4 separate regions of the Homo sapiens genome follow, and regions 1, 2 and 4 are each linked to region 3. Evidence: chromatin loops called from intact Hi-C (ENCODE). Cell type or tissue: B cell. All regions are shown on one strand. Links, peaks and the distances in the headings refer to the core of each region. The heading gives the core; the rest is flanking DNA.

Region 1 (6,200 bases), core at 586-5,585, 110 kb before region 3:
TGAAAATTACATATATAAGAACAGTTTTTGGCCTAGCGCAGTGGCTCAGGCCTGTAATCCCAGCATTTTGGGATGCTGAGGCAGGAGGATTGCTTGAGCCCAGAAGTTAAGAGACCAGCCTGGGCAACATTGTGAGACCTCATCTCTACCAAAAATAAGAAAATTAGGCCAGGTGCGTTGGCTCACACCTGTAATCCCAGCACTTTGGGAGGCCTAGGCGGGTGGACCACTTGAGGTCAGGAGTTCAATACCAGCCTGGCCAACATGGTGAAACCCCGTCTCTACTAAAAATGCAAAAATTAGCTGGACATGGTGATACGTGCCTATAAATCCCAGCTACTCAGGAGGCTAAGGTGGGGAGAATTGCTTGAACATGGGAGACAGAGATTGCAATGAGCCAAGACCGTGCGGCTATACTGCTGCCTAGGTGACAGAGTGAGACTCCGTCTCAAGAAAAGAAAAAAGGCCGGGTGCAGTGGCTCATGCCTGTAATCTCAACACTTTAGGAGGCCAAGGCAGTTGGATCATGAGGTCAGGAGATGAGACCATCCTGGGTAACACGGTGAAAACCTGTCTCTATTAAAAATATAAAAAATTAGCAGGATGTGGTGGCACGCGCCTGTGGTCCCAGCTACTTGGGAGGCTGAAGCAGGAGAATCGCTTGAATCTGGGAGGTGGAGGTTGCAGTGAGCTGAGATCAGGCCACTGCACTCCAGCCTGGGTGACAGAGCAAGACTCCGTCTCAAAAAAAAGAAAGAAACAAAGAAAAGTAGCAAATTGCGGTGCTCACCTGTAGTCCCAGCTACTCGGGAGGCCAAGGCAGGAGGATTGCTTCAGCCTGAGAGTTCAAGGTTATAGTGAGAAAGAAAGAAAAAGAAAGAAAGAAAGGAAAGAAGGAAGGGAAGGAGAAGAAAGAGAAGGAGGGAAAGGGGAAGAAAAGAAAGAGAAAGAAAGGAGGGAAGGGAGAAGGAAGGAAGGGAGGGAAGGAAGGAAGGGGAAAGAAAAAAATGTTTTCAGAGTTAAACTAAAAAGAGACAATTTTGTGCCTAATTTAAAGGGGAGCAATAAAATGAATTAATGCAATCTGAAGCTTTTGAGAGAAATTCCAGTGAAGAACGGCATCTTCCTTATATTTAGCCTTAAAACGGTTTTTGGATTGTAATATTTTTGTTGATATATATTTAGTACTTTTTTTTTTTTTTTTTGAGACAGGGTCCCACTCTGTTACCCAGGCTGGAATGGAGTAGCACCATCTCAGCTCACTGCAACCTCCACTCCCTGGGGTCAAGCGATCCTCCCACCTCAGCCTCCCAGGTAGCTGGGACTACAGGAGCGCACTAGCAAGCCTGGACAATTTTTGTATTTTTTGTAGAGACGGGGTTCCACCATGTTGCCCAGGCTGGTTTCAAACTCCTGGACTCAAGCCATCTGGTGGTCTTGGCCTCCCAAAGTGCTGGGATTACAGGTGTGAACCACCGCACCCGGCCTATATTTGGTACTCTATTGCAATCTATGAAATCATTTTGGTTTAATATTAAATACAATACTAAATTGAATTAGCTCACTTTTATGCTGGTTTTAGTAAAGTTCTTGTTGCTTTTGGCCTTTTACAGAGGTATCTCCTAATTGCCTGCTTTTAATGGCTATTCTAGGTATCAAAAATTCAGATTATATTAATAACTTTCTAAATAATGGTGTATAAAGTTAATTTCAGTTTTTTAGTACTTTATTCTTCAATTCTGGGTCTTCGTTACACAGCCTTAAAGGCCAGAAATTCATGTTTTCATTCTGGCAAATAGAGAACTGCAAAGGCTTTAACCCAGATTTTGGCATATTTCCACTCAATAAGCAACCCTTGCATATTGTGCTAAACATGGAAAGTAGATCTAGTTTTGAACATAAACTGTATTTTTAACAGATTTGCTGCAACCTGTTCCCTTGTCTCCAAGGTGCATAATTCCTATAAAATATGCAAATGACCAATATTCAGATCGTAAATAATTTGACCAGTAAAAGCAGCAATGCTTGGGTAGCTCAAGGAGATAGTCTCTCTGTTCTAAAGTACGACAAATCTGAGCTTTGTTGAATTAGTGGGGGAAGGGAATTCCAAAGATTCCAGTCATTTTACATTTTGTAGAGATAACGTGGCATAAGTGCTGTTATCATGACTTAATGTACTAGTATTTGTAACTTTAGAACTCTTGCCAATACTTCAAAAAGAACATATTTTTAACTTCTACAGATTTATACCCAAACAGCCAATATGAAGTAAACAAGAAAACAATGTATATTTCTCCTTAAAATATGTTTTTCTGAAAATCAAGGACCAAGGAAATGTTTTTCTGATCACAAAATTCTACAGTAGGATTAGCAGTTTAATGAAAATTCAAATGTACAAACTTTCTGCACATTTGCTTCTAAATTTTAGCTTTGTCTATATACAACCTAGAATATTTCTTTTTCTTTTTCTTTTTGAGACAGAGTCTCACTCTGTCACCCAGGCTGGAGTGTGCAGTGGAGCAGTCATGGCTCACTGCAGCCTTGACCTTCCAGGCTCAAGCAGTCCTCCCACCTCAGCTTCCCGAGTAGCTGGGACCACAGGCGCATGCCACCACGCCCAGCTAAGTTTTGTATTTCTCAGTAGAGATGGGGTTTCGCCATGTTGCCCAGACCGAACTACTGGGCTCAAGCGATCCTCCTGCCTCGGCTTCCCAAAGTGCTGGGATTAACAGGCATAAGCCACCATGCCTAGCCTAGAATGTTTACAATATCTTCCAAAACAATGTGAAAATTGTTAAAGTGATTTAAATAATTTTCTGTATTAGGCTAAGTATTTACCTTTCTCATTGTATTTGAAGGAAGTACACAGTAACATTTTGCATGCAGTTTCTATGCTAAAATTTTTAAATACCAGGATAATACATAGGTATTATAGTTTGGAAGATATAGAGATTAGCTGATGTTAACGTTAGGAAAGAAGGGTTTTTTTGGTTTGGTTGGTTGGTTTTTGTTTGTTTGTTTGTTTGTTTGTTGAGATGTAGTCTTGCTCTGTTGCCCAGGCTGGAGTGCAGTGGCATGATCTAGGCTCACTGCAACCTCTGCCTCCCGAGTTCAAGCGATTCTCCTGCCTCAGTCTCCCAAGTAGCTGGGACTACAGGCATGTGCCACCATGCCCGACTGATTTTTGTATTTTTAGTAGAGATGGGGTTTTACTCTGTTGGCCAGGGTGGTCTCAAACTCCTGACCTCGTGATCCGCCCGCCTCGGCCTCCCAAAGTGCTGGGATTACAGTCGTAAGCCACTGTGCCCAGCCTAGGAAAAAAGTTTTTTAAAATTAAGACTCTATATGTACACATTTCACTGTTTCAGAAAAGTGAAATGCAGTTTATAAGGAATTTTCTGTTGCCATTCAGAATAACAAAATATTCTTAGATCTTTTCAACCTAAAATGAGTAGTCCATTTTAATAATTATTCTACCTACCAATATCACTTTCCATGTAATAGAAATAAATTGAAATTCATAGGTAGAAGCTTTACGTTTAGACTTTATTTTCATTTGAATTGACTTGAATGTAAGGCCAGAGATTTTTGCAAGTTGGATTCTTTGACTAAGGATTCAAAATATTGATAGCTTTTAGCAGTTTGAGTGGCAGTAGGGATTGGAAATGTCATCTAACTCTTTTGCCATTCCACCAGAAGAGGGCAGCAAAGCAAACCAAGAGGAAATTTATGGGTCAAAAAATTTAGAAAAGTCACTCGAAATTCAGAGAGCTTAGTACAAAAGCTTGTTTGGGTGGCTTCAGTGTTTGGGAGTGTATATGAAGTCCCTACTGCCAGAGGCCCCATAGACCATTTTGCAAGAGGCTTGAGCAAATCTTAAAGCTTAAATATATGTTCCTGCAGACTGAGGCCTGTCAAATAAAAATCATTGACCTTGTTGAATGCTTTCCGTGTGCTAGACACTGCTAATCTCTGTATACATATTTATTCAAACTTCACAAAAACCTCATGAGGTAGACTGTCTTATGAATGAATCTGAAAAATACAGACTTTAGATAATGTTTATAAAGTCACACAAAGTAGTACAAAGCCACAATTTAAATCTAGCTCCTATTCTAAAATCCTCACTCTTAACTACTGACCCTATTATATGCTTCTACATTTCAGAGAAGATAGGAATACAGGCTTTAATGGATAAGAAACATATGTGCTAGTTAACTCAGTTGAAAAAGGGGCTAGTTAAGTCAAGGGTCACTGATAAGCTTTATTTTATTTTATGATTTATTTATTTATTTGAAACAGTCTTGCTCTGGCGCCCATGCTGGAGTGCAGCGGCATGATCTGTGGTCACTGTAACCTCTGCCTCCCAGGTTCAAGTGATTCTCCTGTCTCAGCCTCCCAAGTAGCTGGGAGTACAGACGCCTGACACCATACCCGGCTAATTTTTGTATTTTTAGTAGAGACAGGGTTTCACCATGTTGGCCAGGCTGGTCTCCAACTCCTCACCTCAAGTGATATACCCGCTTCATCCTCCCAAAATGCTGGGATTACAGGCGTGAGTCCAAGACACACACACACACACACGCACACACACGTGTGTATGTATGTATGTGTGTGTGTGTATATATATATATATATTGTGTGTAATTTTTTTTTTTGAGACGAGACTTTATGGCCAGGCTGGAGTGCAGTGGTGCAATCTCGGCTCACTGCAACCTCCCCCTCCCGGGTTCAAGCGATTCTCCTGCCTCAGCCTCCTGCGTAGCTGGGACTACAGTCACACACCACCGTGCCCAGCTAATTTTTTTTTTTGTATTTTTAGTAGAGACGGAGTTTCACCATGTTAGCCAGGATGGTCTCGATATCTTAACCTCGTGATCCGCCTGCCTCGGCCTCCCAAAGTCCTGGGATTACAGGTGTGAGCCACCACGCCCAGTCCCCAAGACATATGTTTTAAAGCCTATGAGTTCGCCAGGCATGGTGGCTCACACCTGTAATCCCAGCATTTTGGCAGGCCGAGGCGGGTGGATCACCTGAAGTCAGGAGTTAAAGACCAGCCTGGCTAACATGGTGAAATTCCATCTCTACTAAAAATACAAATATTAGCTGGGTGTGGTGGCAGTCCCCTGTAATCCCAGCTACTTGGGAGGCTGAGGCAAAAGAATCGCTTGAACCCGGGATGCGGAGGTTGCAGTGAGACGAGATCGCGGCATTGCACTTCAGCCTGGGCAAGAGAGCAAGACTATGTCTCAAAAAAAAAAAAAAAACAAACTTCTTGAAGCTGGGCGCAGTGGCATGTGCCTATCGTCCCAGCTACTCAGGAGGCTGAAGTGGGAGGATTATTTGCGCCCAGAAATTTGAGGCCACAGTGTGGTATATCATCTGTCAATAGCCACTGCACTACAAACTGGGCATCCTAGCAAGAACCTGTATCTCCAAAAAAAAAAAACTTGAAAAGTGATTAAGACTATCCACGTGTTTTTTCTTACTGTTTCTGTCTACTTCCTAATCTGCAGATCTGCAAATGGAATAAATGCAAATGGGATAAATGCAAAATGGAATAAATGTCTGGCAGAAGTCAGAATCTGGAATTTTTACCAATTTTGTCCAATTTAATTTTACAGTCAACTTGATCAGCTACTGAGGTGTGTTGGAAGTCATAGCCACAATATTTTGCAGCTCCTCCCATCAAGGTAGTGTTTGTTTTCCCAGCCCTAGTATTTGAGCTGGCCTTGTGCCTTGCTTTAACCAATAAAATGAGCAGATGTGTTTCTGGGCTGGTTCTGAGACCTTAAGAGACCTTCTGCTTCAGTCTCTTGGGGTCCTGCTGGCATGTAAAGAAGCTCAGGCTAAGCCATGGACGGATGAGAGACCACGTGGGGAGATTCCCAACAAGTCCCAACCCACATCACATGGAAGAAAGTCATACAGCAGCGCCCTCATGCAGAATGGTGAGAAATCATTAAGTGTTCTTTTAAAGTTATGTTTTATAGTAGGTTTCTAATTTATTATTTTTTCAGATGTAGAGATGGGGCCTTGCTATGTTGCCCAGGTCGGTCTTGAACTCCTGGCCTCAAGCAATGTTCCCATTTCACCCCCTCATCGTGCTAGGATTACAGGCACGAGCCACTGCACCTGGCCTACGGTAGTTTATTATGCAGCAATGTATGACACAAACAATTACAATAATGGAGAACAGA
Region 2 (6,200 bases), core at 815-5,814, 280 kb after region 3:
CTGGTAGATCTGCCACCTGGATAACCCCCCTGTGCAAGAACCAGTGCCCCCAAGGCATCCAGGTAAAAGGAGCTCTCCTAAAGGCAAGCAGGGGCTGATTAACATGAGCGTTGGGCAGACAGTGGCTCTGGGTGTACCTAGCGCAATTGGGGTCACAGGCCCCTCTTTGAACTTAGGGTGGGGGTGGAGTGGTGGAGGGCCTATGATGTCCTTAGCTCCAGCTGCAAGCTCCTGGTTACTGCAGGCTTCTTTCTCCATAAGGCAGCTGAGGATGCAGAAAACCTTTCCTTTCTACTCCTGTGTTGTGAAAGACCCCTGCATCTTTCCTGCTGTGATAATAAAGAACAAAAGATGAGACTATTTGGAACCATCTGAGCCCTCATCGGTGTTGATAAAGCCTGCCTATGAATTTTTATTTCTGCGAACAGTCCCAGAATTCCTTCCTAAAAACAAACTGATTGGTGTCAATTTGTGTAGCATTTAGGGCTCATATATAATGGCCGATTTCAAGCAGGCTTAATTTCATTTTAGCGCAAGATAAGTTTTTTCATTGGAGCCACTTTGTCAGAAATAAAATTGAGCTGGAAAGAAAAACAAGAAGCAATTTGACTATCCTTACAGATGGTGGTTTATCAAGCCTTGAATTTTTATAGGTGTGTGATGCAAATGTGGAAAAACCCTCCTGTGTCAGCAACCCCTGCAGAGAGTGTCAGTGCAGCACCCCAGGGAGGGGGAGCCAAAGGATGGCTGAAAAAAGATCTCAGAGCTGAGGGGAGAGGATTTATGTTGGTGGACCTGCTGTAGAATGGTCCCCATTTCTTTCGTTCAGTACCTTTGCTGAAGCAGTAGGAACTAGTTCCTGGGCTGTGTGCACGTCTGGAGTCTAAAAACTCAGCGCTTTGTCTCTTCACAGGAGTAGACATGTCAGGATTAGATCTTTGGCCATCAGCGTCACCTACTCAGAGAGGCCTCTCTTCCCACCTTGTCCCAAGTGGTTATTTTCTTAGTTCCTTCTTCGTTTCTTTTACAACATTTACTATAATTTGTGTTCGCTCTTTTTTTGTAAGTGTGTCTCCCTTTACTAGACTATAAATTCTGTTAGAAAGGGACTGGGATCTGTCTTGTTCACTGTTGCAATTTCAGCCCCTAACACAGTGCTGGGCACATGTTAAGTGTTCAGTAAATATTAATTGAATGAAGAATGAAATCAGAGATCACTCATTCCCCTTTCTTGAAAGTGGAGCCACCTTAATTTTTCAGATGAATATGGCGTATGTGTATATTTCACATATATGTAACTAGATCAGGATCTGCACCTGTAATGTATTCATATGAAACACTAACTTGATGTTTTACTTTTTAATTAACTTTAATTTTATTGTAGTATTGTATTGTTAAATGCAAAAAATTTAAGGCTATCACATGCTTTGTAAAATTTGCAGGAAAAAATTTGTATGAATTTCTATATCCTTGCCACTCAAAGTGTCCTCTGTGGACCACATCACCTGAGAACTTGCTAGAAATGCAGACTCCCCACCTAGACCCACTGAATCTGAATCTGCATTTTAACAGGCTCCCCAGGGATTCACATGCGGGTTGAAGTTCAAGATGGCTCTAAAGTCACAATTTAGCCTGTGAGTTCACTTTGTAAACTGTGGGAGGCAGGTGAACTGAAGTTGAGGAAAGAAAGAAGAGCTTCAACCAGGACACTGAAGTGAATGATAGTTGCAGGAAGAATGAGAAATTCTATGCTTCACAGGCCAGTTTTTGTTTTCAAACCCTCACAGTGCCTGTTGGTTTAGTTAAGTTCGTGGGCGTTTTCACTGAGCCAAACTCACGTCACGTTACCGGCATAGCCAGGACAGGACAACAACACCTGGACTGCCATAACTATGATTCCAGAGAGGGTATCTAAATAATACGTTAATAGTGTTTTTAAGTTTTCACAAGTGATTCTAATGGGTGTCTAATATTCACTTAGAGGATTTTTTTTTTAAGTTAGTAAGTTAGTTGCTGTTGTTATAAAGAACATCTTAGAGCCTGTTTATCCAGGTAACACATTCCTGAGATTTGCAGCTGGTTCAGACACTGCAGCCAAGTACCTGGCCCTTCCTCTCTCTCTTTGACTGGCAATAAGCTGAGGGAAGAATTGAAATTATACAGGCTCTTCTTTGAAAAACTGGGTTAAAAAAATCTCAATTCTCTAAATTGTAGATGTGATCTCTCACACCTGAATTAATCAATTAAATAAGCATTTATTCAGTGCCTAAAGGTGCCAGTGTGGGGCTGGTTCTGGGGACCAAAGACTAAGAATACCAGATTCCTGCCTTCAAGAGAGAGTCTGTGACTTTGGTTTATTCATGACAAATCTCTTCCCCGCCTGGTGGAAAACCTGGAATTCTCTGTCTTTAATCAATTTACTTTGTGCTCTAGGTCAATAGGAGTACCCATCACAATGAAAAAGTCTTGTTCTTTATCATTTGGAAAATTAGACCTTCTTTCCAAGATGTCCTTAGTCACTGATCCTCATCAGTGTGGATGATCTTTCCTTTACCCTGAGCAGGTTGTTTTTATTCTGTGGGCCTTCAGAGCAGAAAGAAAAACCATTTTAGAGGCGGTTCTGTTGAATGTGCCTGGCACATTGGTGCTAAACAGGGAATAAATCATAATAAATGGAAATAGTCGCCCATGGCATGATCTGATTGAGTCGTTTAAACAATCATTTTGTGTTGACAAAGGGTAGAGTGATTATGCTAGAGGAATTCAAAGGTGCTCGAAACAAAGCAATTGGAGAAATTGCTTGAAAAATGTGGGGAGTTATTCCAGGGCAATAGACTTGCTTCATTCTGGCTCAGTCTTGAAGTCTATAGACCCAGGCGGATCTCTGCAGTTTTGCGAGATGAACCTCCTAGCAACCTGCTAATACCATTCATTCTGCAGCTTGGGAGGTTAATCCTCACAGTAATGTGTGGGTAGAGTCACTTAGAGGGCAGCTCCTAGCATACGTGCAACTGTGCTCATACAGATGTCTGTTTGACTTGAACAAGGAAGACATTATTAGTAATAATAATTCGTGCAAATAGGCTGCTATTGCCAGAGCATTCCTGAGACAGCTCGTTGTGCTCTTGGGGCGCCCCTCTGGGGCTTGTGGGTGGGGACTATTTTTGTATGTCTTTTCCAAAGGGAAATGCCAGGAGGGTAAGCGACTTCCTTTGGATCACCTTGCAGGCGGGCCGGAGTGAGAGCTGAATTCTAGTCTTCCCCACCCTCTGTCCAAGCAGAGCGAGGATGAGGGGAGGCACAGGCGGGAAGGAGGACGGGCGCCCCCTGGCGGCCCCTGGTCGTGCCGCAGCCTCACATTCCCGCGGGTTCCCTTCTCGCCGCGTTCTCTACCCTGCCCGGCTCAGCCCAGGGTCAGGAAGGGGGCGCCCGATTCCACCCCTTTCTCAACCTTCCCTGGGTGGGTAAGGTCACCCCACACGGGTTCAGGTGGTGGTCCCTCGACTGGGAATGAGGGGATCCTGAGGATCCCGCAGGTAGACGTAGAGCAGCGGGGCTCAGCTCTGGAAGCGCGGGATGACTTCTGGGAACCGCACCCGGGGCAGGTCACCTCGCCTTGGAGACAGCCCTGAGTCAGGTCAGGTGGCAATCGGGATGACGTTACACCTCCCACGGAGACGTCTAAACCCTCGTGAAGTCTGCCTACACATTTACATCATTCTCTATTCATTACGGCTCAACTCAGGAATGATTGTTGACTGGCACGGAAATAAATGACAACCATTAAGGGGCTAACTGGAGCTGTTAATCGTTTGAGAGGCCTTTCGGTAAGTCATCCTTCCAAGGCGGCTAGATCATTCTGGAGTAGCCTCAAAGGTGCCTGCTGCTGTCCAGAGAAATCTCACTGCCCGCTTGTGCATCCTTTGACCCTCCACCAGCACTTTGTTGAATGCTCGTGGCGTGTTGATGGGGAAAGATTGAAACTAACTCAGGCTCCTTTAGTACCAAAGACCACATCTGATTCTTCTCACCTGAAGTCTGTGTGCTTTAATGTGAGTCTCTGTGGAAAGAAACAAATCCACCACTCATTCCAGCTACCTGAGACTGCAGTATGCGATGGAAGGCTCCTTCAGCCTCAGACACTGCACAAGAAGCCTCTGGAGGCTCCTTGGGTTGGGATACTTAGACAGCCAAACACAAACACACAGAAAGGATTCTTTCAAAATAGAGATACGAGTTTGGTTGAATGAAAGACATAGTAGGAAATTCTTGAGGTTAGGAGCTTTGCAACCTCTAGTCAGCTTGCTGCAAGGCTGCTCTCTCAGGCTCCTATCACCTGGAAAGGCACCAGGTGTGGTGGCTTACGCCTGTAATCCCAACACTCTGGGAGCCCAAGGTGGGAGGATCTCTTGAGCCCAGGAGTTTGAGACCACCCTGGGCAACATAGCAAGATTCTGACTCTACAAAAGTACAAAAATTAGCTGGGTGTGGTAGTGCGTGCTTGTACTCCTAGCTACTAGGGAGAATGAGGTGGGAGGATTGCTTGAGCCTAGGAGTGGGAGGCTACAGCGAGACATGATTGCACCACTGTACTCCAGCATGGGTGACAGAGTGAGACGCTGTTTCAAAAACAAAAAGCAAAACAAAACAAAACCAAAACAAAAGGCTGGAAAGTCAGCTTCCTGAATGCCAGTTGGTGGGCTGTGGCCAGAACCTACCAGACTTGATGCCCTGCTCTGTCCTCTGAGTGAATAGTTCATTGAATGGACCTTCTTTAAGTAGGCCTTCCTGCTGGAAAAGACTGACAGAACCCTACTCCTACAAGTGAGGCTGCTGTCTGGGAGAGGTGAAGAGGTTTGGCATGGAGGAAATGAGCAGCTGGGACCCCCCACAACCCGCCCTGTGATAGACACAGGGGTCTGCCGCATTGCGGACTGGCAGAGCTGCTCCCTTCACTGTGGTCCACTTTCTAAGGCTGAAAGATGGTTCCATTAACATGGATACTGAGAGCATCCATGAGTACAGGAGACATGAGACATGGGCCTAAATTGCTCCTTCTGATCTCAAATCAGTAGTGTTATTTACTTTACCCTTTCTTCCTTGATTAATAAAGGAAGGTCCTTGAAGAGGTTTGCTGTTGACTCCAAAGAGTCAGGGTCATGGGGTCTTTGTTCAGGTGCCCAGTGGTTGAGGAATATGTTCTTTGGCTAAGCTTACATGCTTTGATGAGTTACCCAAAGAGGAACGATATGATAATCTTAAAATGCTAACATGGCAGCTCTTTCTGATTCTGGCAAACATTATAGGTTTTGAGCCAACATGGGTGGGCTGCTACTTTGTAAGACAACATTCTGTGTAATGGCTTGGAGTCTGGTTGAATTTTGGGAGTGTCTGGAGGGTTATAGGCTGATCAAGAGGGCGTGAACTCCTCTGGGCTATTGTAGTACAGGGTTTAAGTCTGGCCTGTGAAGTCAAACTGCCCAGCTTCTAGTCCTTGATCGTGCTCCCTGACCAAGCAGGTCACCTGAAATGCTCTAAGCCTTGGTTTTCTTATTAGCAAAATGTGAGTGAGTAGAGTACCTACCTCATAGTTGTTGTGAGGTTTCAATGGGCTCAATAACTTAGTGTGCCAGGCACATTGTTAATAAGAAGTAAATGCTCTTGTTATCATTTGGCCTGCCAAAAAAGACCTAACCTTCTGGAGGTGCTCTGAAGGCCTCGGACTGGACTGAATCTCTTGGAATTACTCCCGATAAATAAGCTTTATCTAGATTTGGAGTATCAGAGCTGGGGACATCTGGGGATGCCAAATGCAGCTGACTGATACAATTGCCAGACCCCACGACTCAGGGCTTCATCAGTACATCAATATATACAATATGCCGGGATACACCAACATCCCCTTAAACCTTTTGAATCAGATCAGCAGGGCACAACATAGGAGAAAGAACATTATCGTTTGGAGTCAGAGGACAGGTTCAAGTACACTGTCTGTTGCTTCCTAGCTGTGTGACCTTGGGCAAGCCACAGCCTCAGTTTTCCTAAATGTTAAATGTTAACTACTTCCCTTGCCTTCTTCACAAAGCTGCCTGTGTGAAATAATTAGATAACAGCATTATTTAATATGCATATAGAGTGGGATATTACTTTTCTTACCTATAACACCTGACAAGAAGAGGCTTAACTCATAAAAATAGTGT
Region 3 (6,200 bases), core at 504-5,503:
GAAACTCCGTTTCTAATAAAAAAAATACAAAAATTAGCTGGGCATGGTGGTGGGCGCCTGTAGTCCCAGCTACTCGGGAGGCTGAGGCAGGAGAATCGCTTGAATCCAGGAGGCGGAGGGTGCAGTGAGCCGAGATTGCGCCACTGTACTTCCAGCCTGGACGACAGAGTGAGACTCCGTCTCAAAAGAAAAGGAAGAAATTCATGGTAATGCCATCCTCTAGGTAATTAAGTAGCACCATTTTTAATCGATAAAAGAGTATATATAGTAATGCTATATGTGTTTTGTATTTTCTTATATAATGATAGAAGCTGCGCACTGCAGCCATTCAGTGATGTGAATGGCAGTCCCTAGGTTGTGCAACCTGATGGTACTGACCACCAATAGCTGTGGAACCCAAACCAAGTTCATGATGAATTTGTATCCTCATGAGCCTAGTTTTCTGTTTTTGTTATTGTTCTTAAATTACAATCAGGGCAACCAAAATAATTTGCTTTAAATTCTGTAGAAACTAAAAGATGACAAATTATGTAGCTGTTTCTATGATTTTTGTAGTGATAGTGTTTATCTCTGTAATAGTATCTTGTAGCTTTCACAAATACTCATTTTTACATCTGTTCAACTTTATTAAACACATATACACAACACTGACAAAGGATTAAAACATCCCTGTTCTTTTGTCTTCGGTTTTGGAATTCTTTTTACTTGTATAATTCTGTTTTCCATCTTCATCTGTATCCTTGCAGGTTGCCTGAAAGGTTTGAAGACCATGTGGTATTATATATATTTTAACAGGTCATGTCATTTCTCTAATGCTGTGGCCCTGAGGTTAGTGATATATTAGGAAACTGTATCATGAAAGTCCGTTTGAGGATAGAAACATATGCATGGACTTTTCCCAAAGTTTGTAACCTGTCCATATCTGTTAGCTTTTGCTGTATTAAATGTATAAACAAAAGCCTCAAAACTTAGTGACTTGAAAAAAGGTTTCATTTATCACAGTTCTTTGGGCTTGCTGGACAGTTCTTGTGGTCTCTGCTAACTTAGCTGGGGCTATATGGCTTCATTCTTATGTCTGATGATTGGCAGACCAGTTGGGTCTTGGGACACCTCACTTATATGGTTGGTGGTTGATGTATGTTAGCTGGGTTGATGGCCACATTTTTCTCATCATCCCACAGGTTAGCCTGGGCTCATTTGCATGGTGGTGGTTACAGGGTTCCATTGAGTAGAAAGAGGGTAAGCCCCAGTGTACAAGCTTCTGCTTGTGTTGTGTTTGCTAATGTCCCATTGACAAAGGGAAGTCACATGGTGAAACCCAGATTCGTGTGGAAAAATAGACTCCACTTCTTTTAGGTTATTTATTCATTTTACTTTAATTTTTTTTCTTGTGACAGAGTCTCACTGTACTCCAGCCTGGACGACAGAGTGAGACTCCATCTCAAAAAAAAAGAAAGAAATTCATGATAATGCTATCCTCTAGGTAATTAAGTAGCACTGTTTTTAATCGATAAAAGAGTATATATAGTAATGTTATATGTGTTTTGTATTTTCTTATATGATGGTAGAAGTTGTGAATTATATATATTTTAACAGGTCATTGTCCAGGATGGAGTGCAGTGGTGCGATCTCGGCTCACTGCAACTTCCCAGGTTCAAGTGATTCTTGTGCCTCAGTCACCCAAATAGCTGGGATTAGGCATGTGCCACCTTGGCCTCCCAAAGTGCTCGGCCTATTTAAAAAATCCTTTAAATTTTTAATATTTGTGGGTACATAGTAGATGTATATATTTATGGGGTACATAAGATGTCTTGATACAAGCATGCAATATGAAATAAGTGCATCATGGAGAATGAGGTGTCCATCTCCACAAGCATTTATCCTTTGAGTTACAAACAATCCAGTTAACAACACTCTTTTAGTTAAAATGTGCAATTATTACTGACTATAGTCACCCTGTTGTGCAGTGAAATCGTAGGCTTTATTCATTCTTTCTTTTTTTGTGTGTGCGCATTAATAGACTCCACTTCTTGATGACAGGAGTGGCAAAATCACATTGCACAGGAGTGAGCATACAGGCCTGGGAAGAATTTGGGGCCATTTGCAGTTGACCACGTTCGTTTTAGGTTTTCTAGCATCTGTATTTCATTCAAATATTCACTCAGACATTTATTGTGCTCCTGTGTTCTACCGTAGGGATAGAAAAAGGCAAATAAAATAGGAATTTTCTCTGTCAAGAAATAAATTAGATTTCTGTCTTGTCACTATGTTTAATCAGTGTACATACTCTGGAACCCTGTACTAAGAACTGTGAGAATGTGAAAACTGGAGTAGTTGTTTTCTAACCACCCTTCCTCCACTTCCAAACTCTAAATCTTATTTTTATTGTATTGTGGTTCTAAGTTATTTCTCAGGTAACTTATGTCAAAGTGTTAACTGATGATTAAAAGTCTATTATTTTAATAATGAAACTTATTAAATCTGATCTGACTGTTAGACCTGCTTCACTGTAGAGTTGGGGCAGAACACTAGCATTTGTTGAATTTGTGCTGGGGCCATTCACTGTGTTAGGCTACTAAAAGCAATTTGATGTTTCATCTTTGAAACATTGCTTGCCTTTGTACTAAATTTTCATTTTGACCAATTGTGCCTGCCCCATGCTCCCCAAATACTTAAGAACTGATCTATACAAAATATCGTGTCAGGGACCAGATGCTCTAATAATAATCAAAAAGCTTTCCCCCTTTATTTTACTAATTTTAAAATGGATAATACTTTCGTTCTTATTTTAGTTGCCGTTATATGGGTATTTTTGAAATAAAATGTTGGTTAAATATTGCCTATTTTGATTAGAAACCATCTGCCAGAAGTGATGGATAATGGCTCCCCCTTGTGGCACAGTCATTTATGACATGTTTAGATTGCCTCAGAATGTCCTGAGCAGGCCTTGTTTTTAAAAATAAGGGACTCTCCTCCCCACCCGCTAAAAAAAACCTCAGCAGAATTGAATCAACAGCTTCTGCTCCCACCCCCCTCAATTCTTTGGCTCTAATAATGATCCTGTTTTTGTATTTTCTTCACATTGGTGCTGATACAAGCTAAAAATATCTGTATCTCCATATTTATGGTGGATCACTATGAAGGTATTCTGAGGAACTTTTAATATCTTGGAATGTTGATAGGTATACTAAAACAAGTACAAAAAAAACAGGTTTTGAAGTCCAAAATAGTGTAATGCTGGACCAAATAAGTAATATTTGTTTGCAGTGAGACTCCTCAGAAACTTTAATAGCCAGTGTGCGTGGTGAGCCTCCTAAACAAGAAGGGTTTTCCAAACTTAGTGGACTGTAGAGCTCTCTCTTCAGGGAACATGTTTTGGGAAACAGCAGGTTGTTTCAAGTGAGTCGTTCTTTGGGGTTTTTTAAAAAATTACTTGTTATTACTATATTTGCCTTTTCCCCCTTGCAGCAGTTTTCGTAATTACATAAGAGAAAACAGCAATAAGTAAAAAATCTTATAGATTTGTTTTTGGCAACATATTTCCTGTTAAGAATAGGCTACTTTTTTCCCTTTGTAGCAAGCCCACCTCAGAATCCTAAAGTGTTTTTTTTAAAGATTACATTATATAAGTCGAATATTAGTTTAAACAATTATTTCATTTTATGTTAACCAAAGCTTCTCAGATTTTGGTATTGACACTTACTGGCAATGGGTACAATAGGTCTCCTACTTCTGCTTTCTTTTTTCCCTTCATAATATTTATAGAGAATATACAAGGGGAAAAGTGAAAATGTGGCCATGATGGTCATGGGGTTTTGTGGGGAGGGGGAGGAGATTTAGATTAAATATGTTATATTTCTTCTGAAGGCCACTATTTAAATATAAGCTTTTCCACAAATACATAATTATCATGCCTGTCTTTTATTGTGTTCTGACACATCTATATACCTAAATCAAGAGGAACTATATGTATAATCTTTGTAATTCAGTGCATTTCTTTTTTTAGAAAGCAAGTATATTCTATTATTATTTTTTATTTAGTTAACTTATTTTTTGAGACTGAGTTTCACTTTTATCACCCAGGCTGGAGTGCAGTGGTGCGATCTCGCTGGCTGCAACCTCCGCCTCCTGGGTTCAAGCATTCTCGTGCCTCACTCAGCCTCCTGAGTAGCTGGGATTACAGGCACCTGCCACCATGCCTGGCTAATTTTTGTATTTTTAGTAGAGACGGGGTTTTGTCATGTTGGCCAGGCTGGTATCAAACTCTTGATCTCAAATGATCCTCCCGCCTTGGCCTCCCAAAATGCTGGGATTACAGGCGTGACGCCTGGCGTATATTTTAAAGCAGTGACATGTTTTGACTTTTTTTCAGGTTAATTTTTTAACTACACCAGAAAACTGGTTTGATTAATGTTTACTGGAGTGAATAAAAGCAAATATAGTAAGCTCACATTGAGCGTCATCAGGATGTGAGGTTTTCCAGATAGGCTATTTTTTTAGTTAATGGAAACGTAGTTTTAAGTATTAAGATTTTATAAAAATATCTTCATTGCTGAACATATGCAACATAATGTCACTTTATTTTCAGTATTGGTTTGTCATTATGATACAATACTGATGCCTTAGGGCAGCTGCAGCTGTGCTTACCCTTTTTCCTTCCTTCCCCTTCTAAATATGTGGTTTCTTGTCCTTTATGATTTTAGAGAGTAGTTACGATTGTGCCTAATATAGGAACTGATAGGTAAGAAGAAGAACTTTTATGAGCCATGGTCTTTGTGACATTTACTGTGATTATTTAGAGATTCTTTTAATCCTTATCTGTTACCTCTTCCACCTCACCGCCCTTGAGTTCTTCGCAGTCTGGCATAGTCTGGATAGGTGATTTTTAGAGAAATGAGGCTTGATTTTTTTGTAATAGGTGAATTCTGCATATTTGGTATATAGTTTTGCAACAAAAGAGGTGTCACCAAAATCAAGAAGTATTTACATTTTTGTGAAAAGCGTGTGGATTTTATTCTTACATTTTATTTTAACAACTTAAGTACCATCATGTATTTTATCAAGCAGTATATACTTTTTAAATTGGAAACATTGTTGTGTGTAACTTGCCATGTTTATAACATTTAAGTTAATGGTTACAACTGATGGATTTGAAATATTGTGTTATTAAACTAGAAATTTGTATGAAATGATATATAGTTAAAGGTTATATTACAATATATTTTAAAATTTAATACTTTTACAGATTAAGATTTTGATGACTTCAATTTAATTTTTTAAATTTGGTCTAAGTTTAAATATGTTTATTCAGGTGGGTGATCATCATTTTATCTTTACTGTTGGAGAATAAAGGTTTTGGAAGATCATTGCCGTTTTGTTTTAAACATGTGAGAGCTAAGCAGTTTTTATAAAGGCCAATTTCCTAATAGGATTTATTTTTGGTTTTATTAGTGGGCAAATGGCATCTACCTGTACATTCTGGTTACAAGGGAGAGACTTATACTTTTGTTATAATAAGTTATGTGTGAAAGTGAATTTTACATATCTATATGTTTTATATGTATTTTGGCATGAGGTGGGAAGAACTAACTAAAAATTCAATTAAGATATTTAGCAATATAATCGGAGTAGAGTCTGTATTACTTTACTTTAAAAATTCAGGGTCTCTAAAAAATCCTTTGAAATAGTTATGAATTTTAATAGGACCATACTTAAAAATAATCAGCAAAAGATAAAGCCTCTTCTTAGGTAGTGCCCAAACTAGACAGAGAATGGGGGAAAAATCGGTTTTTGATTTATTCAGTCTATTATGTTAAACATTTTAATGTTTAGGTCTATACTAATTTAGACGTGTTTTGTTTTATTTTGAAATAAAAAGCATTATTTGTAAACTTGGAAATTAATGTAAATGTATAATTTGAAAGAAATGAGATGGCTAGGTCAGTAATACTTCTTCAGTCAATGAAATAATTATTCTAACCTGAAATAGCAACATCTGGTCAAAGCAAAATTAGTAAATAAAGTTCTTGAGTCATGACACAACATATGATGTGTCTGTAATATTACCACCCAAGTTTTACCCAATTTTTTCCTGTTACTCAATGATACATGTTTTTACTCACATTTAAATACATAAATTTTACTCTACAAGGACTGTGTTAACAATTGGTTCCGGTTTTCTGATTATTATATTATCTCCT
Region 4 (6,200 bases), core at 348-5,347, 390 kb before region 3:
TTGCTTTTGTCAGCTTTGCTGAAGATCAGGTAGTCATAGGTGTGCAGCCTTATTTCTGGGTTCGCTATTCCATTCTATTGGTCTATGTGCCTGTTTTGGTAACAGTACCATACTGTTTTGGTTACTGTAGCCCTGTAGTATAGTTTGAAGTTGGGTAACATGATATCTCCAGCTTTGTTCTTTTTGCTTAGGTGTACCTTGGCTACTCAGGCTTTTTTGGTTCCATATGAATTTTAAGACAGTTTTTTCTAGTTCTGTGAAGAATATTGATAGTTTGATAGGAATAGCATTGAATCTGTACACTGCTTTGGGCAGTATGGTCATTTTAATGATATTGATTCTTCCTATCCATGAGCATGTTTTTCCATTTCTTTGTAACTTCTGATTTCTTTGAGCAGTGTTTTGTAATTCTCATTGTAGACATCTTTAACTTCCCCTCCCTGGTTAGCTGTATTCCTAGGTATTTTATTCTTTCTGTGGCAATTGTGAATGGGATTGCCTTTCTGATTTGGCTCTTGACTTTGCTCTTGTTGGTGTAAAGAAATGCTAGAGATTTCTGTACATTGATTTTGTATCCTGAAAGTTTGCTGAAGTTGTTTATCAGTTGAAGGAGCTTTTGGGCTGAGACTATGGGGTTTTCTACAGAATCATGCCGTATGCAAACAGGGATAGCCTGACTTCCTCTCTTCCTATTTGGGATGCTCTCTTGCCTGATTGCTCTAGCTATGACTTCCAATACCATGTTGGATAGGAGTGGTGAGAGAGGACATCCTTGTCCTGTGCCAGTTTTCAAGGGAAATGCTACCAGCTTTTGCCCATTCAGTATGATGTTGGCTATGGGTTTGTCATAGATGGCTATTATTTTGAGGTTTTCCTTCAATACCTAGTTTATTCAGAGTTTTTAACATGAAGGGGTATTGAGTTTTATCGAAAGCCTTTTCTGCATCTATTGAGATAAATGTGGTTTTTGTCTTTAATTCTGTTTATGTGATGAATCACATTTATTGAATTGCATATGTTGAGCCAACCTTGCCTCCCAGGGATGAAACCTACTTGACTGTGGTAGATTAGCTTTTTGACATGTTATTGGATTTGGTTTCCATGTATTTTGATGATTTTTGCATCAGCGTTCATCAAGGATATTGGCCTGAAGTTTTCTTTTGTTCTTATGTCTCTGACAGGTTTTCAGTATCAGGATGATGCTGGCCTCATAGAATGAACTGGGGAAGAGTCCATCCTCCTCAATTTTTTGAAAGGGTTTCAGTAGGAATGGTACCAGCTTTTCTTTGTACGTCTGGTAGAATTCAGTTGTGAATCCATCAGATCCTGAGCTTTTTTCGGTTGGTAGGTTATATATTACTGATTCAATTTGGGAGCTTATTATTGGTCTGTTCAGGGAATCAATTTCTTCCTGGTTCAGCCTTGGGAGGCTGTTTGTGTCCAGGAATTTATCTGTCTCTTCTAGGTTTTCTAGTTTGTGTACTTAGAGGTGTTCTCAGTAGTTTCTGATGATTATTTTTATTTCTGTGAGGTCAGTGGTAACATCCCATTTGTCATTTCTAATTGTGTTTATTTGGATCTTCTCTCGTCTTCTTAGTCTAGCATGGGTTCCTGGAGTTGTACATTTACTCACCACTTCCCTGGGTGGTGGAAGTTCCCCTGGCTCTGTGTCACTCCTAGGTGGGCTGTCATCCTGCCTTGCTTTTTGCCATTCTCCATGGGTTAAGTTGTTTCCTGGATTAGTCCCAATGTGAACATCTGGATGATTCAGTTGAAGGCGCTGCATTTACTCGCCCCTTCCCTGTGAGAGTGGCACTTACGCTTCCCTGTGAGAGTGGCTCACATTAGCTGCTTCTAATCAGCCCTGGATTTTTTTCTTTCATTTTAATTAATGTAAATTCAAATAGCCACATGTGGCTATTGGCTACCATACTGGACAACACAGCTCTAGAGCACTGGTTCTTAACCCTGACAGCACATTAAACTTACTTGGGATCACAGATGCCCAGGTTCCACATCAGAAGAATTAAGTCAGAATCTCTGGGGGGTGAGACTCAGGCATTTGTATTTTTTAAAGCTCACTAAATGATTCTAACGTGAACCCAGATTGAGAACCACTTTTGAAATCAGCAGATTTGGATGTGAGTCCTGCTTTTGGCTTACTAAGTCTATTGCCTCAGGCAAGTTAATTAAATTATCTAAGCCTCAGTTTCCTCATCTGTAAATAAAGAAAATATAGAACTTATTTCATAGGGTTCTTGTGAGATAATTAAATAAGATACTGTGTATAAAGAGATTATTATTGTTAGATTGTTAGTTGCAAAGAAGTTATATCTGGCTATAAAGGTTAGCTGGTGTTATTCCATAACAGTCTTGCTGCTATTTACAAGCTGGGGAAGCATGCTCTTAAGGGTGTATCCAGAGATGTTTAATGAAATTCATCAATGATGAAGATAATATCTCAACGTTGGCTAGCCTTGGGGAAACCATTTGGACAATGAAAACTACTGTGGACAAAGTTTTCCAAGGGAAATTATGTTATTGGAGCAATTATTAAAAGGCTCTATAAAGTGCTAAAACATAGGCCTAATCGGGAACTTGTGAAGAGCAACTCGTGCAGTTATATGAATAGGAAGGAGAATTTACACACTTCCCTACTCACTACCCTCCCAGTAGGTGGTGCACAAGAAAGAATTACAGCCACTGACTTAGAACACACAAGAGCACTACAGCTTCAGAGTTGACTATTAGGTAGGGAAATAGTAAGATATGCTTTCAATGCTTAGAAAGTCTGATTTATCCTTTTTATTAGAAAAATATATATAAACTCATGTTAAATAATACACAAGTGGCCTGACAGCAGCAGTGGCAGCAGCACTTTTGCCCACCACCAATCTCATGAGCACGCCCATCCCTAGATTGTAACCTCTAGTTCCTTGGAAGACAGCCGTCTTTATTTCTTAGTGCTGGGAAATTCAGGACAAATGTTTTCAAGAATATAAAAAGTAATGGTGAAAGGACAAAATAGCTTCTGATGACCAAAATGTGATAGCAAAATGTCAAATATTATTATATCATCATCATTAATGTAAATAGTTGAAGTAAGTTTGTATAAGGGCCTAAGTCCATCAGCATTCCTTTCATGAACCACAGTTTCTGGCCTCCATGCCAGTGAAGAATTCAGCTTTCTGCTATAGAGGGAGTCACATTTAGATTATACTCTTTGCTTCCTTCTCCTATCCTATTTTGCTGGAATAGATTTTGTTTAACAACAAAGGTAAAAAAACACTTTTGAAGAGTAATATAGGAAACACATGAACAATTTCTTAGTCAAAAAACAAAAGGTTGCTTCTCTGGCTTGTTTCATCTTAAATCTGGAAGCATCTCATTTGAAACACGTTTTTTTATTTTTTCAAAGCTGATTGTGAAGAGTGAAGCTTATTTTCTACCCTTCCACACACTGCCGAGAAGGGGAAAAACAGATTCTTCCACAATTTATGTCAGATAAACCTAACATTTTATTAAATATGTCATAACTAGCCCCATTTATAACTTACAGCTAGTAATGGTCACGAGAAATTCCTGTGGAAATAGAAAAAGGAATAAAAAGCCACACTGGATTAAAGCCAAAATGATTGTTCATATCCAATAGATTTAAAGCAAAGTACCAGGGGCCAGGCGCGGTGGCTCATGCCTGTAATCCCAGCACTTTGGGAAGCCAAGATGTGTGGATCATCTGAGGTCAGGAGTTCGAGACCAGCGTGGCCAACATGGCGAAACCCCGTCTCCACTAAAAATACAAAAAAAATTAGCCAGGCATGGTGATGTGTGCCTGTAATCCCAGCTACTCGGAAGGCTGAGGCAAGAGAATCTCTTGAACCCGGGAGGAGGAGGTTGCAGTGAGCTGAGAGAGTTCCATTGCACTCCAACCTAGGCAACAGAGCAGAGCAGGACTCCATCTCATTCATAAATAAATAAATAAAGCAAAGCACCAGGGAAGAACCCACCCTGCTCCCTCCATGTGAGCTCCGGATCCCATCCCACCTTCTAAGCAAATTCACTATACCAGTTATCCTCTCTGCTATGTATTTTCCTGTTTCCTCTCCACTCAATATATGCTGTGAGCATTCAAACATCCTAGAGTCTGTACTGTCTTAAAATATTCCCTAAATCCTATTTCCCTTTCCAGCTGCTGCCTCTGTCATGTCTACACATGCTGCTATGACTTTTCTCAATTCCCATATGCCACTTAACCCAGCATAGTCAAGATTTCACCTCAATTCCACAACACAAACAGCTCATAGTAATCTTCATGCTACTAGACACAGTGGACTCCACCTCTCACTACCTAATTCAGTCATTTCTTTGTGAAACTACCCTGTGCCTTCAGCTACTACAATACCATACTTGTTTTGGTTTTCCCTTTCTCTCTCTCCAGACATTCTTTTTTCCTTTTCGTTTGGATGTTCCACCTAACCTTTATATATTTATGTCCCCAGATCTTATTCATAAGTGTCCTCCCTCCTGACCAAATACCCCCTCCTATGCCTTCAAATGCCAGCTATAGTCTAAAAACTTCCAGATTTATTCATTGCCAGTCTTGACCCCTCTTCTAAGCTCCAGATCTTTTAGTCAACATGTCTAAAACAAAACTCACAATCTTCCTAAGCTCCACCAAAACCCCTATAACCTCAGTAAACGACACTACTGTTCACTCATTTGCTGATGCCAGAAACCTGAGAACCATTCCTCTAATTTATAGCAAATTATCTTAATTTCATCTCCAAAATGCATCCCAAACCCATCTAGTTCCTTCCACCTGTACTGCCCATCCTAGTTCACCCTTATTTCAAACACAGGACTAGACTTAACTGCTCATCTTCCCACTTTTTCTCTTGCCTTCTCCAATCCGTCCTCCATCTTTTTTCTTTTTTTTTTTTTTTTTTTTTAAGACAGAGTCTTGCTCTGTTGTCCATGCTGGAGTGCAGTGGTGTGACCTCAGCTCACTGCAACCTCCGCCTCTTGGGTTCAAGCGATTTTCCTGCCTCAGCCTCCTGAGTAGCTGGGACTACAGGCACGTGCCACCACACCCAGCTAATTTTTTTGTATTTTTACTAGAGACGGGGTTTCGCCATGTTGGCCAGGCTGCTCTCAAACTCCTGACTTCAGGTGATCTGCCCGCCTCGGCCTCCCGAAGTTCTGGGATTACAGGCGTGAGCCACCGTACCCGGCCCAATCCATCCTCCATACAGCAGCCACAGTGATCTTTTGAAAATATGTATCTAATCATGTTACTGCCTGCACAGACGCTTCAGTGAAGGAGTATCAGTGAATCCTAAAACTGACAGGTGAAAAGCTGAGAATAGAATAGTCACATGGTGACAAAGTACCATCCTATAAATTACTAATTCAGAGGTTAAAATGTGCCCTCATAAGGGAGACATACAGTAGTTACCACTTAACCAAATGACCAGACTTAGCATCACTAACAGTAGGATATTCTGACATTATAGGCCTCCTGATCTGATACAAATGAAGTTCACAACATCACCTGTGAAGTACTCTCACTAAAAATGCTTAACTTATGTCTAACTGTGCCTTTACTCAGTTGTGTGTAGCTTCCAATTTACAAATAATGTATAAAGGAAAAAGTTAAATGCCTATGTAAGTAAACAATTGGATAAATCCAGAACGTGGATCATTCTACAAGACAAATGGCCTGGACTTTTCAATATGTCAATGAAAAGAAAAGAAAGGCAGGGAGTAGGACATGAGAATTGTTGCACATGTTAATGCAAGACTATGAAGATTTAAACGGCCAAATGTAATGTATGAATCTTGATGGAATCCTGACTTTAAAAGTTATATACATACATATTTATTTATATATACACACATGACGTTTTTCAAGAAATTATGAAAATTTGAATAGAAAATAAAGTTTATTGATTAATGTGATTAATTTATTTCAGTAATAAGGGAACAGATTATGTAGAAGAGTGTCCTTAATCAAAGGAGGTGTGTACTGAATTATCTACTGGTTAGGTGTTATGATGTCTGCAACCTATTTTTGAATGGACTTGGTCAAAAAATAAAATGATACATATATATATAGTGAGAATGATAAAGCAAATACTGTAAATGATATGATTGTATAAGTAAAAGGTAAACGGATGTTCATTACATTTTTGAACTTTACA

What was found. Hi-C counts contacts between places; a loop is a spot of excess contacts. Peaks named below come from ENCODE experiments on the same cell type or tissue, not always from the same donor. Only the 100,000 strongest peaks of a DNase experiment are listed, where the experiment ranks them.
Region 1: a loop joins it to region 3, with 10 times the contacts of the local background. A loop is called at or near these places in 104 of 110 quality-filtered maps.
Region 2: it touches region 3 in a loop (7-fold over the local background); 5 of 110 quality-filtered maps call a loop at or near these places.
Region 4: it touches region 3 in a loop (2.8-fold over the local background); 3 of 110 quality-filtered maps call a loop at or near these places.

What each region holds. Positions count from the first base shown.
Region 1 is chr7:77,648,047-77,654,246 of GRCh38, forward strand. LOC105375363 (a long non-coding RNA gene) reads left to right here and starts at 5,295. Exons shown (of 3, transcript XR_927695.3): 1 at 5,295-5,693; 2 at 5,813-5,951. In B cell, for the core only: CTCF peaks have their summits at 3,703 (motif pointing right) and 3,908; a DNase peak (open chromatin) is centred at 3,705.
Region 2 is chr7:78,037,049-78,043,248 of GRCh38, forward strand. All of the region lies in intron 21 of MAGI2 (membrane associated guanylate kinase, WW and PDZ domain containing 2), which reads right to left. Among named protein-coding and RNA genes, the nearest start is that of DDX3ILA1, 50 kb to the left of the region's middle. RefSeq lists a silencer at 3,246-3,325. In B cell, for the core only: CTCF peaks have their summits at 3,311 (motif pointing left) and 3,513; a DNase peak (open chromatin) is centred at 3,323; H3K27me3 peaks cover 1,060 bases.
Region 3 is chr7:77,756,596-77,762,795 of GRCh38, forward strand. The region is part of intron 3 of RSBN1L (round spermatid basic protein 1 like); the gene reads left to right. Among named protein-coding and RNA genes, the nearest start is that of TMEM60, 39 kb to the right of the region's middle. In B cell, for the core only: CTCF peaks have their summits at 2,873 (motif pointing left) and 3,079; DNase peaks (open chromatin) are centred at 1,226 and 2,896; H3K27ac peaks cover 3,061 bases.
Region 4 is chr7:77,366,504-77,372,703 of GRCh38, forward strand. The region is part of intron 12 of GSAP (gamma-secretase activating protein); the gene reads right to left. Among named protein-coding and RNA genes, the nearest start is that of GSAP, 47 kb to the right of the region's middle. In B cell, for the core only: a CTCF peak has its summit at 2,685 (motif pointing right); no DNase peak of the experiment used is centred there.